Regions from separate parts of the Homo sapiens genome. Here regions 1 and 3 are each linked to region 2. The links are chromatin contacts, found by Hi-C or POLR2A ChIA-PET in ENCODE. All regions are on one chromosome and are shown on one strand. The core of a region is the stretch at or near the end of the contact, and the rest is flanking DNA. Distances in the headings are between cores, read along the strand shown.

The links. A loop is a pair of places that touch in the nucleus more often than their neighbours do. ChIA-PET counts read pairs that join two places held with the same protein, here RNA polymerase II (POLR2A). Pooled maps may share reads with other maps.
Region 1: a loop to region 2 is called in a pooled map, with 2.6 times the contacts of the local background. The contact joins the promoter of TMEM44-AS1 here to the promoter of XXYLT1-AS1 in region 2. A Hi-C loop is called at or near these places in 4 of 50 pooled maps.
Region 3: a loop to region 2 is called in a pooled map, with 2.0 times the contacts of the local background. The contact joins the enhancer-like site here to the promoter of XXYLT1-AS1 in region 2. A Hi-C loop is called at or near these places in 8 of 50 pooled maps. POLR2A ChIA-PET finds 5 or more read pairs at or near these places in 2 of 52 experiments (H1 and OCI-LY7).

What each region holds. Positions count from the first base shown.
Region 1 is chr3:194,580,899-194,585,517 of GRCh38, forward strand. TMEM44-AS1 (TMEM44 antisense RNA 1) reads left to right here and starts at 3,370. Exons shown (of 3, transcript NR_047575.1): 1 at 3,370-3,550. RefSeq lists enhancers at 2,636-3,301, 3,337-3,386 and a silencer at 2,887-3,146.
Region 2 is chr3:195,092,751-195,097,320 of GRCh38, forward strand. XXYLT1-AS1 (XXYLT1 antisense RNA 1) reads left to right here and starts at 1,838. Exons shown (of 4, transcript NR_104188.1): 1 at 1,838-1,928; 2 at 2,535-2,627; 3 at 2,849-2,957; 4 at 3,170-3,307. All of the region lies in intron 3 of XXYLT1 (xyloside xylosyltransferase 1), which reads right to left. RefSeq lists enhancers at 1,279-1,348, 1,469-1,638, 1,709-1,758, 2,223-3,422.
Region 3 is chr3:195,523,372-195,528,090 of GRCh38, forward strand. It overlaps PPP1R2 (protein phosphatase 1 regulatory inhibitor subunit 2), which reads right to left. Exons shown (of 6, transcript NM_006241.8): 3 at 1,448-1,525; 4 at 321-415. Among named protein-coding and RNA genes, the nearest start is that of PPP1R2, 18 kb to the right of the region's middle. Within about 2 kb of position 1,405, at least 2 of the 41 ENCODE cell types and tissues checked have a DNase peak (open chromatin) inside an H3K27ac peak, as active enhancers do.

The DNA of each region.
Region 1 (4,619 bases), core at 2,120-4,619, 510 kb before region 2:
AATATTATTAAGAAAGGAAACAATAAAGTTAGCTAATACACTGTACATATTCAAATTTGCTCAATTGTCCCAGTAATCCCATATAGCTCTCCCACCCCATCCCCACTGCAGACTCCTTTAAACTAGAACAGTTCTCTTAAGATGTATTTAAGTATTTCCACAGTCAAGAAACATCTACTACAAAAATCCACATAATCTTTTTACAACAGAATCTAATGACTTCTAAGACTTTTCTGATCTATCAAAATTTTTCTTATAATTGTGAATGGTGGCTCAAGCTCTCTTGTGTTCTACCTTTACTAGTTTACATTATGGTTTTGTTTTTTTTTTGAGACAGAGTTTTGCTCTGTTGCCCAGGCTGGAGTGCAGTGATCACTGCAACCTCCGCCTTCTGGATTCAAGCAATTCTCCTGCCTTAGCCTCCCGAGTAGCTGGGATTACAGGCGTGTGTCTAATTTTTGTATTTTTAGTAGAGACGGGGTATTCACCATGTTGGCCAGGCTGGTCTTGAACTCCTGACCTCAGGTAATCTGCCCCCACTTGGCCTCCCAAAGTACTGGGATTACAGGGGTGAGCCACTGCACCCGGCCTATTAGCTGACATTATCTTTCATAATTTTTTTTTTTTTTTTTTTACTGTGTGTGAACTGAGAATTCATGCTGTGAGAACAGGCAAAGCCACTCAGGCACTGCAGTAGATGATTTCAAGGTAATTCATGTCTGTTCTTCAATCCATGGTTCTGTGATATTTTAGGTTTAATGGCAAAATGTCATTTCTTCATTAAAGCATAATGTTTGGGCCAGGTGTGGTGGATCATGCCTGTAGTCCCAGCGCTTTGGGAGGCCGAGGAAGGTGGATCACTTGGGGTCAGAAGTTCAAGACCAGCCTGGCCAACATGGCGAACCCCGTCTCCACTAAAAATACAAAATGTAGCCAGTCATGGTGGCACGCGCCTGTAGTCCCAGCTACTCGGGAAGCTGAGGCAGGAGAATCGCCTGAACCCAGGAGGCAGAGGTTGCAATGAGCTGAGATGGCACCACTGCATTCCAGCTTGGGCAACAGAGACAGACTCCATCTCAAAAAAAAAAAAAAAAAAGTATGTTTAATTCTGCACAACAGTGGGGTTTGGGAGCTTTATCACTTTTTTTTTGTTTGTTTGCTATTCTAAGTAGTTTTGTGAGAACATCTCATACAAATAGATCTGTTTTAAAAGTAATTTCCCGGCTGGAGTGGTGGCTTGTGCCTGTAATCCCAGTACTTTGGGGGACCAAGGCAGGAGGATCTCTGGAGCCCAGGAGTTCGGAACCAGCCTGGGCATCATAGTGAGACTCCGTCTCTGTATTTGAAAATGATAACAAAATACCAAGAAGAGATGGAAAAAGTAAATACATAAAAGCAATTTCCCGAGGACAGTGTTTTTCAGAGACTGGTCCTGGACCATCTGTAGCAGAATCACCTGAGGAGCCTGCTAAGCTTCCCAAGCCCTGCCCAGACCTAGGGAATCCTCCGGGTGGAGCCTAAGAGTCTACATTTGAGTATCAGGGCTTTAGGCTATACTGGCTAGCAGAAGGTAAGGCCCATGAAATGGCCCTTTTCATCCATGGCCATGCTGTCCTTGGGAAAGATGGTGGTGGCCGCCGTGTATGACGTCCCTTGTTCCAGCTGTGGGTTTAGAGAATCCCTCAGATTTCCTCTGGAGATTCCAGGTGCCAAGACACCTGTAGGAGGAAGGCCGGAAGGGAAAGGTCAAGTCCGGAGCAGAGGCGTGGACCGCGGCAGGCTGCTGTTGGAGCGTGCTGGGCTCAGAAGCCGGGTTCTAGCTAGGAAACTGCGGAGTGGCCAAGGAGTTCCTGGCGCGAGGCACGCCACACAACCCTCGGATGCGAAGACGGTGACCATCCATTTCTCAATACGCCAGTGGCCCTGCCGTGCTACTGAGCCTCGTCAGCCTGTATAATGGAAGCTGAAGATGATGCAGCTCAGGAAAAGCAAGTATGATCTTAAGAACCCTGTAGCTGGAAAGCATGTTCCAAATCAAACCTAATGGAGACAACTACTAGAAGGTATAAAAGTTTTTTTTTTTTTTGAGACAGAATTTTGCTCCTGTTGCCTAGGCTGGAGTGCAGTGGCGCGGTCTCAGCTCACTGCAGCCTCTGCCTCGCCGGTTCAAACGATTCTCCTGCCTCAGCCTCCCAAGTAGCTGAGACTACAGGCGCCCACCACCACGCCCGGCTACTTTTTGTATTTTTGGTAGGGACGGGGTTTCACCATGTTGGCCAGACTGATCTCAAACTCCTGACCTCAGATGATCCGCCCGCCTCACCCTCCCAAAGTGTTGGGATTACAGGCGTGAGCCACCGCGCCCAGCCCAAAAGATTTTAAAAAGGAGTCTCTTGGAGGCAAAGGGACAGAACATTATTGTTTTTCATCATAAACCTTTTGGTGCAATCTGATTTTCTTTTTTTAAACCATGTACTTGCACTATTTTTATCTCAAAAAAGGTTTTTAATGCATTTAAAAACAAAGAAAAGAATGGTTTATAATACACCGTTAGGCTTCTGGGAGGTCTGAAACACACTATGAACCGTAAAATAACCTTGTAATTATCTCCTTAAAAACCGAGTGGGGTGGGCCAGGCGTGGTGGCTCACGCCTGTAATCCCAGCACTTTGGGAGGCCGAGGCGGGCGGATCACGAGGTCAGGAGTTCGAGACCAGCCTGACCAACATGGTGAAACTCCGTCTCCACTAAAAATACAAAAATTAGCCGGGCGTCGTGGCGCGCCCCTGTAGTCCCAGCTATTCAGTCGCAGAAGAATCGCTTGAATTCGGCAGGCGGAGGCTGCAGTCAGCAGAGACCGCGCCACTGCATTCCAGCCTGGGCGACAGAGACTCCGTCTCAAATAAACAAACCAAAACTGAACTACGGAGACGCCCTCGACAGTTCTTTCCCGGCTGCGTCGCCGCTGGCTGAGGTCAGAAACGCCGGCCTTCGGCTGCGGCGGCGGCTGCGGCGGCGGGGCGGGGCCGCGGGACTCTCGCTCCTCGCGGGAGGCGGTGGCTGCGGAGTGCGCACGCGCGGAACCGCAATTCCGTTCTTCCCGGAAGTGCCCTGCTGGTGCTGGGAGTAGGGCGCAAGATGTCGGCGGATGCAGCTCCGAGGAGGTAGGCAGTGGGAGCCGGCGTTCAGTCCGGCCCGTGCCAACAGTGGTTCCTCTCTCCCCCGTAGTTCGAGGAGACCACGCGCTGCCCCTCTGGCACGATCGTGGATGAACCCCCTGGCAACTGAAATGGGAAAGGCAGCGCCCCCGACTCTGGGGACTGGACCGAAGTCCACGGTAGTGACAGCTGCCAGACCCTGAGGAGAGGACGAGAAGACCCGAGGCCTCTGCTACGAACACTGGCAGCCGATGGAAAATTCAGACGGATTTGGGACAGTATGCAGAGTTCTCCAAGCGACAGATTAACAGAGGCTCTTGAAGAATAACTGCGTAATCACGTGTTCTGCTCAAAAGAAGGCCTGAATGCCCAGTGCCTTATTTGGCTTTCAGGGTTGGTGAAAGAAAAAGCAAAGTAGATGCTTTCTAATGCTAAGTCATTTAATGTAGCACCATTCCTTGAACTTCTTTCATCTCTAAGGTCGTCCCTTTCACCTGATGATGACCTTTGGGCCATCGTACAGGCATGTGTAAACTTGGAGATCTTCCTCAACATTGCACCATATCTTGGGTTCATTCAAGGCAGAGTCTCCTTGCAAAAGCATTCTAAAACAATGTAAAGTCGAAGAGAGTAGAGCAATACCTCCATAGTTGGAAAATGTGGAGGAGGCCAATTAAGGGACAGAAAAAGAAGTGCAGAGAATCTTGGAATTGTTGCAAAATTATTCTGGAGATATTTCTAAGTCTCCTCTATCCTTTTCCTTAGTGATTAATACAGGTTTTTATATTAAGTGGACAGTAAAATCCAAACAGAAAGAGGTATATGTCGTATAATGAAGCCTATGTTCAAAGTATATCTGAAATTTGTTTTTATAATGTCTTTCTTGAGAGCTTATAAAGATGTCAGTATTCTGTGGGAAACAAATTGGCACATGCATAAAAGAGAAAAAATGAAAAAAATCAGGCCCAACTTTCAGTTTACAGATGAGGAAACTGTGACATAGAAAAGGAAATGACAAAGATCACACTGAATCAGACCTGGGAACTGGAGCCCAGCCATGCTCCTTGGCCCAGTGCCTCTTCTTATTCTAGGAGCTCATACCCCTTTGAAAGAAACATAATATGAATGTGTCTTCAAATGATGCTCATAAATCTCTTCATCATACTGAGGGAGGGAGATAAGGGGATTAGTTCTTCAGGATCTAGACAGGCTTTCAAGAAAATCTTTAGCTGGGTGCGGTGGCTCATTCGTGTAATCCCAGCGCTTTGGGAGGCTGAGGCAGGTGGATCACCTGAGGTCAGGAGTTCCAGATCAGGCTGGCCAACAGCGTCTCTACTAAAAATACAAAAATTAGCCAGGCATGGTGGCGGGAGCCTGTAATCCCAGCTACTCGGGAGGCTGAGGCAGGAGAATCGCTTGAACCTGGGAGGCGGAGGTTGCAGTGAAGTGAGATCGTGCCATT
Region 2 (4,570 bases), core at 588-3,087:
AATGGGAGAAAATTTTCGCAACCAACTCATCCGACAGAGGGCTAATATCCAGAATCTACAATGAACTCAAACAAATTTACAAGAAAAAAACAAACAACCCCATCAAAAAGTGGGCGAAGGACATGAACAGATACTTCTCAAAAGAAGACATTTATGCAGCCAAAAACCACATGAAAAAATGCTCATCATCACTGGCCATCAGAGAAATGCAAATCAAAACCACAGTGAGATACCATCTCACACCAGTTAGAATGGCAATCATTAAAAAGTCAGGAAACAACAGGTGCTGGAGAGGATGTGGAGAAATAGGAACACTTTTACACTGTTGGTGGGACTGTAAACTAGTTCAACCATTGTGGAAGTCAGTGTGGCGATTCCTCAGGGATCTAGAACTGGAAATACCATTTGACCCAGCCATCCCATTACTGGGTATATACCCAAAGGACTATAAATCATGCTGCTATAAAGACACATGCACACGTATGTTTATTGTGGCATTATTCACAATAGCAAAGACTTGGAACCAACCCAAATGTCCAACAATGATAGACTGGATTAAGAAAATGTGGCACATATACACCATGGAATACTATGCAGCCATAAAAAATGATGAGTTACTGTCCTTTGTAGGGACATGGATGAAATTGGAAATCATCATTCTCAGTAAACTATCGCAAGTACAAAAAACCAAACACCGCATATTCTCACTCATAGGTGGGAATTGAACAGTGAGATCACATGGACACAGGAAGGGGAATATCACACTCTGGGGACTGTTGTGGGGTGGTGGGAGGGGGGAGGGATAGCATTGGGGGATATACCTAATGCTAGATGACGAGTTAGTGGGTGCAGCGCACCAGCATGGCACATGTATACATATGTAACTAACCTGCACAATGTGCACATGTACCCTAGAACTTAAAGTATAATAAAAAAATAAAAATAAATAAATAAATAAATAAATAAAATTAGATGCTACTTCAAGCCATTACCTGGGGAAAGTAATTAGACTCCTCCGAAAATAACAGCAGTTCTGCTGCCACTCCTGGAGCCTTTCTTCTGGAATTATCTGGCCGTCCTCCCGCTGCCCTTCTCCCCACAGCTGTTCAGGGTGCAGAACTGCCCACTGGGGAAAAGGTGCCCTGACTCCAAGCGCATCCAAACTAATTAGGAGCCTATCCTCCCCCAGCCCACGTCCGTGGAGGCGCCATACCCCCAAGGCCTGGTGCAGTCAAGGGGAGAGTGTCAGCTGCTCCCCTCGGGGACAGTGGCAGCTCCTCCTCCTCCTCCTCCTCTTCCTCCTCCCTGTGTGGAATTTCGTGGGCTGGCTTGCTGGGGAGGCCATGAAACATGAAATTCACAGCACTGGCCTCTCCTGTTCCTAGGTCTCAGACTGAGGGAAAAGCATAAAGAAACGCTGGCTGTGGACGCACCTTGGAAGGAGGCAAAGGAGAAAAGAAAGCAAGCACCCGACACAGCCCAGCGAGGCCCCAAGGAGGCCCCACGCCCCACTGCCTGTCTGCACTCTGCTGAAACCCACATCCACGCCCCCAGGCCAGCTGGCATCTTCCACGCTTCCCTGCTCTCTTGGGGCCTCCTCCCTCACGCCCTCAGTGTCACCTCGCCCTTTGCCCAAGACCAACAGACACCTGCCCACACGCATGCAGGCCCAGAGTGGCCCGACCAGGCTTCCTCGCCCCTTGTTCTGTCCAGACACAAAGCTGACATGGGAGTCCGGTCGGCAGACTCATCCCCACACCCTGTACAAAGCTGGACACCCGCGGAGACCTCCGGAAGCCAAGATCTAAGCGCTTCGATCCCACATTCACAAGCCCCCTCAGCGGGGATTCCCAGACGCACGCTTCTCCTGAGAGAGTCCAGCCCCTCCTGGCGGCCGTGGTCCCTGGATGCGGGTGCTCGAGGCCTGTGTGGGTAATCACGCTTCCCGTCTCCACGCCACCCTTCCCCCACAGAGTCGCCTGCCCTTCCACACAGACAAGGGGCCACAAGGCCGCACCTTCCCCTCTCCACACAGCCTGCGAAGGCATCGCAGATGCCATTCTGATTAGCAAATGCTGCCTCTGCTCCACCACGCACCTGTTCTGTGGCTCAGCTCTGCCACTGGCCCTCCAGAAGGTTTTCTCAGCTAACCCCACTGGCCTCCACCTCCCCTCCCAGGGTTCTCTCACATAAGAGTTACTAGATGCAGGGCAGTGCTTCCCAGACCTTACTGTGCGGGGGAAATGTGTGTCCGGGATCTGGTTAAAATGCAGACTGGGATTCCGCATCGCTGACAAGCCCCCAGGTGATACCAACGCTACTGGTCTGCAGGCCACACTTTTGAGTAGTGAGAAGGTGGAGGTAAGAGTGAGGACTCTGAGTCAGGGAAAGTGTGTTCTGGCCCCAGCTCCACCAGAACTAAGCATTACATCTCATGAGACTGCCGTGAGGGCTGCATGAGGTAATGCAGTGTCTGGCTGTCGCGGGAACGCAGCGTGCACTCGCAAATGCAAATTCTCTTCCTCTTGCTCCAGTCTTCTCCCTGTGGCGGTGGTGAGTGTAATGCCTCAGAAGACTCTGCCAGGGCATTAAACAAAGTCATACGCGAACCCCCCGGTGCACGGCAGGTGGGTGATGTGGGTTCTCCTTCCTTGCCTTCCACCATCTGGGACTGGGGCCAGCACAGAACCTGTGCCCCATATGGTCAGGGAAGGCAGGGGGACAGCTCCTAGAGCTGAGCCTTGCAGATGGGCACTCTTACAGCCGGGCCTCCACATCCAGTTTGAGTGCTCATGTGTGGTGTTGGGGAAAGGGGTCGTTCAGGTCACACTGGTGGGCAATTCTTCAGGGGACTTTGTCACCTGTGTGCTTATGCGTGAGCAACAGCGCCTGATGACTCTTGGGAAGAGCCACAACAAAGCGAGGGCCTGCAGGCGGCAGTGGCCAGGGAACCCTAGGTAAGGCCCTAACACGTGCGGTCCCCTGATCTGCGGGTGGGGCAGCCTTCACTGGAGGGGGAGTGAGTCTCAGTGAATCAGAGTGGGTACATGTGGAGCTGCAGGTCAGCAGCTCAACAGGGATGAGTAAGGTGCTTTCAGAGGCCACGTTAACCACATCTGGCTGGGAAGGAACCAGTTAGCAAACCTCTCTTTCCCTGCCCTGTTTCCAGCCCACAGGAACTCAAGCAGCTTCAGAGAAGGTCTTACTTGTTTCCGGGGAGAGGCCAGAGGCTCCGGGAACCCAATTCAATATGTAATATATAGCAGTGTCCACGCTATGGTCTAAGCAAAGGCAAGAGGAGAAATAAGGTTGATGGATGGCTCCATCCTTAGCACGCGTTTATGGACACCCACCCAGCCTTCTCCCAGCCGCCACGGCTCTCCACACACAGACAAAAGCAAAGCCCTTTGACCTTAAGCAGAAAAGTACACTGTCTCAACATACTTTTATAGAGTACCTGCTAAGCCTGGGGCCACCTAGGGGAGATTGGAGGGTCCCTCTAGCATGGCTGCAGCCCATGCACAGCAGGAGGATCTGTGTGGCCAGACGGGGAGGCTGGTGACAGTGGCGCAGACACAGCACTCAGAGGCCTCCAGGTGCGGAGAAACAACATGTGACGCAGACACCATGCTCTGTTCCCAGTGCGTCCCCAACACACACACGTATATATACACGACCATGCCCATGTGCACTTACATAATACACATGCACATACGCACACGTGTACGTAACAGACGCACATGCTGACAAACACACACGATACACACACACACACGCATACATTTCCTCGGCCTTCGGGAAAATGGAGTTCAACCTCCCATCTGAAGTTGAACTCGTTTCTTCAGAAGTGAGTCTGAGTCTTCATTTCTCAGGCACAGATGTGCAAGGAAACCATTCCTTCTCCTCCTCAGGCCTTCTCAGTGCCCTGGTAATATTTACACAGTTATTTAACAAGCAAGGCTGAGCTTTCCTTTCAACTGGCAATTAAAATCAGAACATAGAGACAAGCTTTGTAAAGCTTGGTTTCCATAGAGGATAATTTTCTTCCATGGGTTTAAAAAAATGAGAATCTTGACTGAAACTGTAGGTACTCACGTCAACAGTAATGCCCACTCAGTCTTCCAAATTGAGATAGAATGTGACTACCTTTTGCTGGAGGTTAGAAATAGTTCAAATTTGTATAATTTGTTTCCCAATTTAATAAGAAAAACAACAGGGGTGAAAATGGTCAGGCTGCGCTGAGCGCTGGGCAAAGGCAGGCTGTTCTGATTCCCGCCCAGCAGACCCCTCAGACGGGCTCCCCTGGCGTCCCTCTGCTGGGACTTCCCATGTCCCTGTTGTCTTGAAGAAAGGAACAAGACATATAGGCCGGTTCATTTTTAATCTGCTGCTGGTGTGGCCCAGTCCCCTCAACCAGACTGCTGGCAACTTTAAGTTGGAGACAGTTCTTGGAAGCAGGCTCAGTGCTGAGTTGGTTTTGACATAAGAATACATACACAGACAGACAGACAGAGAGATATACTGTAGCTGACATTTACTAAATGCCAGTCACCTTTTAAACAATTTATAT
Region 3 (4,719 bases), core at 155-2,654, 430 kb after region 2:
GTCCAAACGCTCAATGACTTGAAATGCATTAATTTAAAAAGTATTTACTGAGTATCTACTCTGCACTAAAAAGTACAAAGAAAATAATACTTATAATTACTTTAAAGATGGTAATACTTCCCCATATTCTTGAAATCAGGGGTAAAAAACTATTACACAACAAAACACACAAGTAGTATCTGAATTATAAAGATGTTGCTTTCATTCTCCTCCCCTGTGTGTCCCCAAAATGAAAACCATTTGCTCATCTTCCAAATAATGGATTTATCTTAGCAAAAATTACTAGCACCATGATGAAAGCAGTAAAGGAAATAAACTACCTCGTTCTTCAGGTGAGAGGTCACTATCCTCCTCTCCACTGCTTTCTTGTTCCTGAATCCGATACTTTGGCTCCAAGCCTTCAGCTGCAGCTAATCTATGCAACAATCATGTACAAAGAAATTAACAGTGATGTTTTGATATTATTTAAGCGCCTTATTCAACTGTTGATTCTTACAAAAACATCTGAAGATCATTAATGTGCTAGCTATAACCTGATGAGGAAAATAAAAGGCAAGAGAGCAGAAACGTGCCGGGCATGGTGGTACACGCCTGTGGTCCTAGCTATTTGGAAGGCCGAGGTGGGAGCACTAGTTAAACCCAGGAGTTTGAGGTTGCAATGAGCTTTGATTGCGCCTCTGCACTCCAGCCTGAGTGATAGAACAAGGCCCTGTCTCAAAAAAAAAAAAAGAATAAAAAGAGTAGAAATGGGCATAGACAAGAACAGTGGAATGGGTGCTAGAAATCAGTAAGTAGCAAAGGAAGAGTGCTTTTATGAATTAACTTATTTTTGCCTTTCTCACTGCTACCTTTAAAAACAGGAAGCAGGGGCCAGGCGCGGTGGTTCACCCCTGTAATCCCAGAACTTTAGGAGGCTGAAACCAGCGGATCTCTTGAGGTCAAGAGTTCGAGACCAGCCTGGCCAATATGGCAAAACACTGTCTCTACTAAAAATACAAAAATTAGCCAGGCTTGGTGGCATGGGCCTGTAATCCCAGCTACTACTGGGGAGGCTGAGGCACGAGAATTGCTTGAACTTGGGAGGTGGAGGTTGCAGTGAGTTGAGATCACACCACTGCACTCCACCCTGAATGACAGAGCGAGACTCTGTCTCAGAAAACAAATAAAACCCCCCACAGGGAAGTGACACATTTCAGTATCCCAAGTGCAGGTACGCTGGTCTTCCTGCCACCTACATACCTTGATTTTAATCAAGAGACAAGACTATAAAAGTTGGTGACTCAGAAGGTGAAAAAAGGGGGAAAAAAGGAAAAAAAAGTCGGCATAAAACATGTTGATCAACAGCCTTTTCTTCCCGCTCATACAGGGACAGCCACGCAGGCTGCTTTCAACTCTGCACGATTATAAACAGCCTAAGTGAAAATGTGCTCCGGTCATTAGTACTTACTTCCTGGCTAAGATGTCTGGCGCCATGGCTTCAGTGGCCTCGGTGTCACTACAGGCATCTTCATCATCCCCCATCATACTAGTATGACAAGCACATTGTAATTAATACCTGAAACATACATTTTCAGCCACAAAAACAAGGGAGAAAAACAATTCCATCAACCTACTTAACATATCAATATATTTATAGCTCTGTTGATATCTTTGAGGTTTAACTTTATATAGTTCCTATTCAATACAAATACTTAAAAGTACAGCACCCAATCAAGAAAAGACTCCAAATGATTAAAAAAAACACATAAATACAGTCTGCCTGCCATATCCACAGGATCCACATCCATGAATTCAACCGTGGATTGAAAATAGCCAGAGAAAAGTAAAATTTCCTCTGTACTAAACATGTAGACTTTTTTCTTATCATTATTCCCTAAATGATACAGTGTGTAACAACTATTTGCACAGTATTTACATTTTATTAGGTAATATAACTAACACAGAGATGATTTAACACATACAGGAGGATGTGCATAATTATATACATCTACAATGCCATTTTATATCAGAGACTTGAGTGTCTGAGGATTTCGGTATCTGAGGGAGGTCCTGAAACCTCCATGGATAATGAGGAATAACTGTACTGAAAACGTAAATGATCTGGAAAAAAAAATACTACAAAGTTCCAATTATTCCATCCAGTGGGAAGGAACAAGTAATGCAAAGTAAATCACTGTCTGGTTTTAGAACATGTATTTCTACATCAATCTTAAGATAGAGACAAAAGATCTACGCAGACACAAGACTGAGTAAAGTAACAAAATTCGATCCCAAAGATCTAATTTCGGAAGTTTACAAGTGATTTAGCTTTCTCACTCTACCCTCTAATGAAAAATTTGCTCCCCACTTCAATGCAAAAATGGGCAACCTTAATTCTTAAGCCACTGCAAAGTATATAAAGCAGAACTCAGCTATTTATAAAATACTGCCAGTTTATACATTTCCTGGTTAATTAAGGTGACAAGTAAGTCTATAGTTTAGATGACGTTCTTTTTTCTAAGGGAAGTTGAAATTGATCTATGTTATTGAGTTTAATCAAGCAAAGTAAGGTAAAATAAACATTTTGTTAATTTATAGAATCGTTCTATAGAAAATTCTAGTTGTAAAATTTACTGAATTATGTTTATATATGTACATGTATACAGAAGCAATAACTTCTTGTATACTAACTGTGAGATTCTTAGATAATAAGACATGATGTTTCTATAAAAAGCATCTTCACTTAAATAAAATTTTTTTTTTTTTTGAGACAGGGTCTCATTCTGTCACCCAGGAGTACAGTGGCACCATCACGGCTCACTACAGCCTCAATTTCCCGGGCTCAAGTGATACTCCCACCTAAGCCTCTTGTGTAGCTGGGACTACAGGCATGTGCTACCATTCCTGGCTTAATTCTTTTTATTTTTTGTAGAGACGGGGTCTCTCTATGTTGCCCAGGCTCATCTCCAATTCCTGAGCTCAAGCAATCCTCCCACCTCAGCCTCCTAAAGTGCTGGGATTACAAGGATGAGCTACCATGGCTGGCCAAATGAAACTCTCAAAAAGAAAAAAGAAAGTCATGGAAAGAAATGATAAAACTGAGCAGTGAACTGATAAAAGCAGGACACAGGTTATCTCTGCATGCACATAGCCTCAATTACTTAGGGACCAAATAACTTTTCTGGTTATTTGAATGGCAAATATCTACCATTCAAATTATATTTATAAACAGTCAAAAAATAATGGCCATAGCTATTCTGAAATTTTTTTTCTTTTTCTTTAGAGATAAGGTCTCCCTCTGTCATCCAGGCTGGAGTGCAATGACGTGATCATGGCTAATTGCAGCTACAACCTCCAGGGCTCAGACAGTCCTCCTGCCTCAGCCTCCTAGCTAGCTGGGACTACAAGTACACACCACCACCTCTGGATAATTTTACTTTTTTTATTTGAGACAGAGTTTCGCTCTGGTTGCCCAGGCTGGAGTGCAATGGCGCGATCTCAGCTCACTGCAACCTCTGCCTCCCAGGTTCAAGTGATTCTCCTGCCTCAGCCTCCCGAGTAGCTGGGGTTATAGGCGCCCACCACCACATCTGGGAATTTTTATGTATTTTCAGTAGAGACGGGGTTTCACCATGTTGGCTAGGCTGGTCTTGAACTCCTGACCTTAGGTGATCCACCCGCCTCAGGCTCCCAAAGTGCTGGGATTACAGGCGTGAGCTGCTGTGCTTAGTCTAATTTGTTTTAATTTTTTTTGTGGAGATAAGAGTCTCACTCTGTTGCCCAGGTTGGTCTTGAACTCCTGGGCAAGAGTTCTTTGGGGAAGGGCGTGGTGGCTCATGCCTGTAATCCCACACTTTGGGAGGCTGAGGTGGGTGGATCACTTGAGGTCAGGAGTTTGAGATCAGCTTGGCCAACACGGTGAAACCCTGTCAATACTAAAAATACAAAAACTAGCCAGGCGTGGTAGTGGGTGCCTGTAATCCCAGCTACTTGGGAGGCTGAGGCACGAGAATCTCTTGAACCTGAGACATGGAGCTTGCAGTGAGCTGAGATCGTGCCACTGCTCTCCAGCCCGGGTGACAGAGTGAGACTCTGTCTCAAAAAAATAAAAAATAAAAAATAAAAAACAGCATTCTTTGGGAGGCTAAGCGATCCTCCTGCTTCAGGCTCCCAAAGTGCTGAGATTACAGGCGTTGAGCCACTGCACCTGGCCTCAACTATTTTTTTAAATCATGTCTGATCTTAATTCTCCTAGGATACTTATCCCCAACTAACACAAGTGAGTGACGGATGGCCACTACATTTAGTAAAAAGAAAGTACACTCTGATTTTGGATTCTGGTACAATAAAGGTTTTAATATACATTTTAGAAGTTGGGCACGGTGATGTGTGCCCATAGTCAGCTACCTGGGAGGCGGAGGAGGGAGGATCACTTGAGTCGGGAGTTCCAGGCTGTAGTGTGCTATAACTGTGCCTGTTAATAGCCACTGCACTGGGCAACATAGCCAGATCTTGTATCTTTTTTTTTTTTTAAGATTTTTAAAGTATATACCTGCAATTTAGGAGAAAAATAAGAATATAAACCTCTTTTTAGCATGCGTATTTTTTTTTAACTAATTGTAATTTTATTGTTTTTCTTCCCCTCAATTTATTTTTACTTCAATAGGTTTTTGGGAAACAAGTGGTGTTTGGTTACACAGGTAAGTTCTTCAGTGGTAATTGCTGAGATTTTGGTGCACC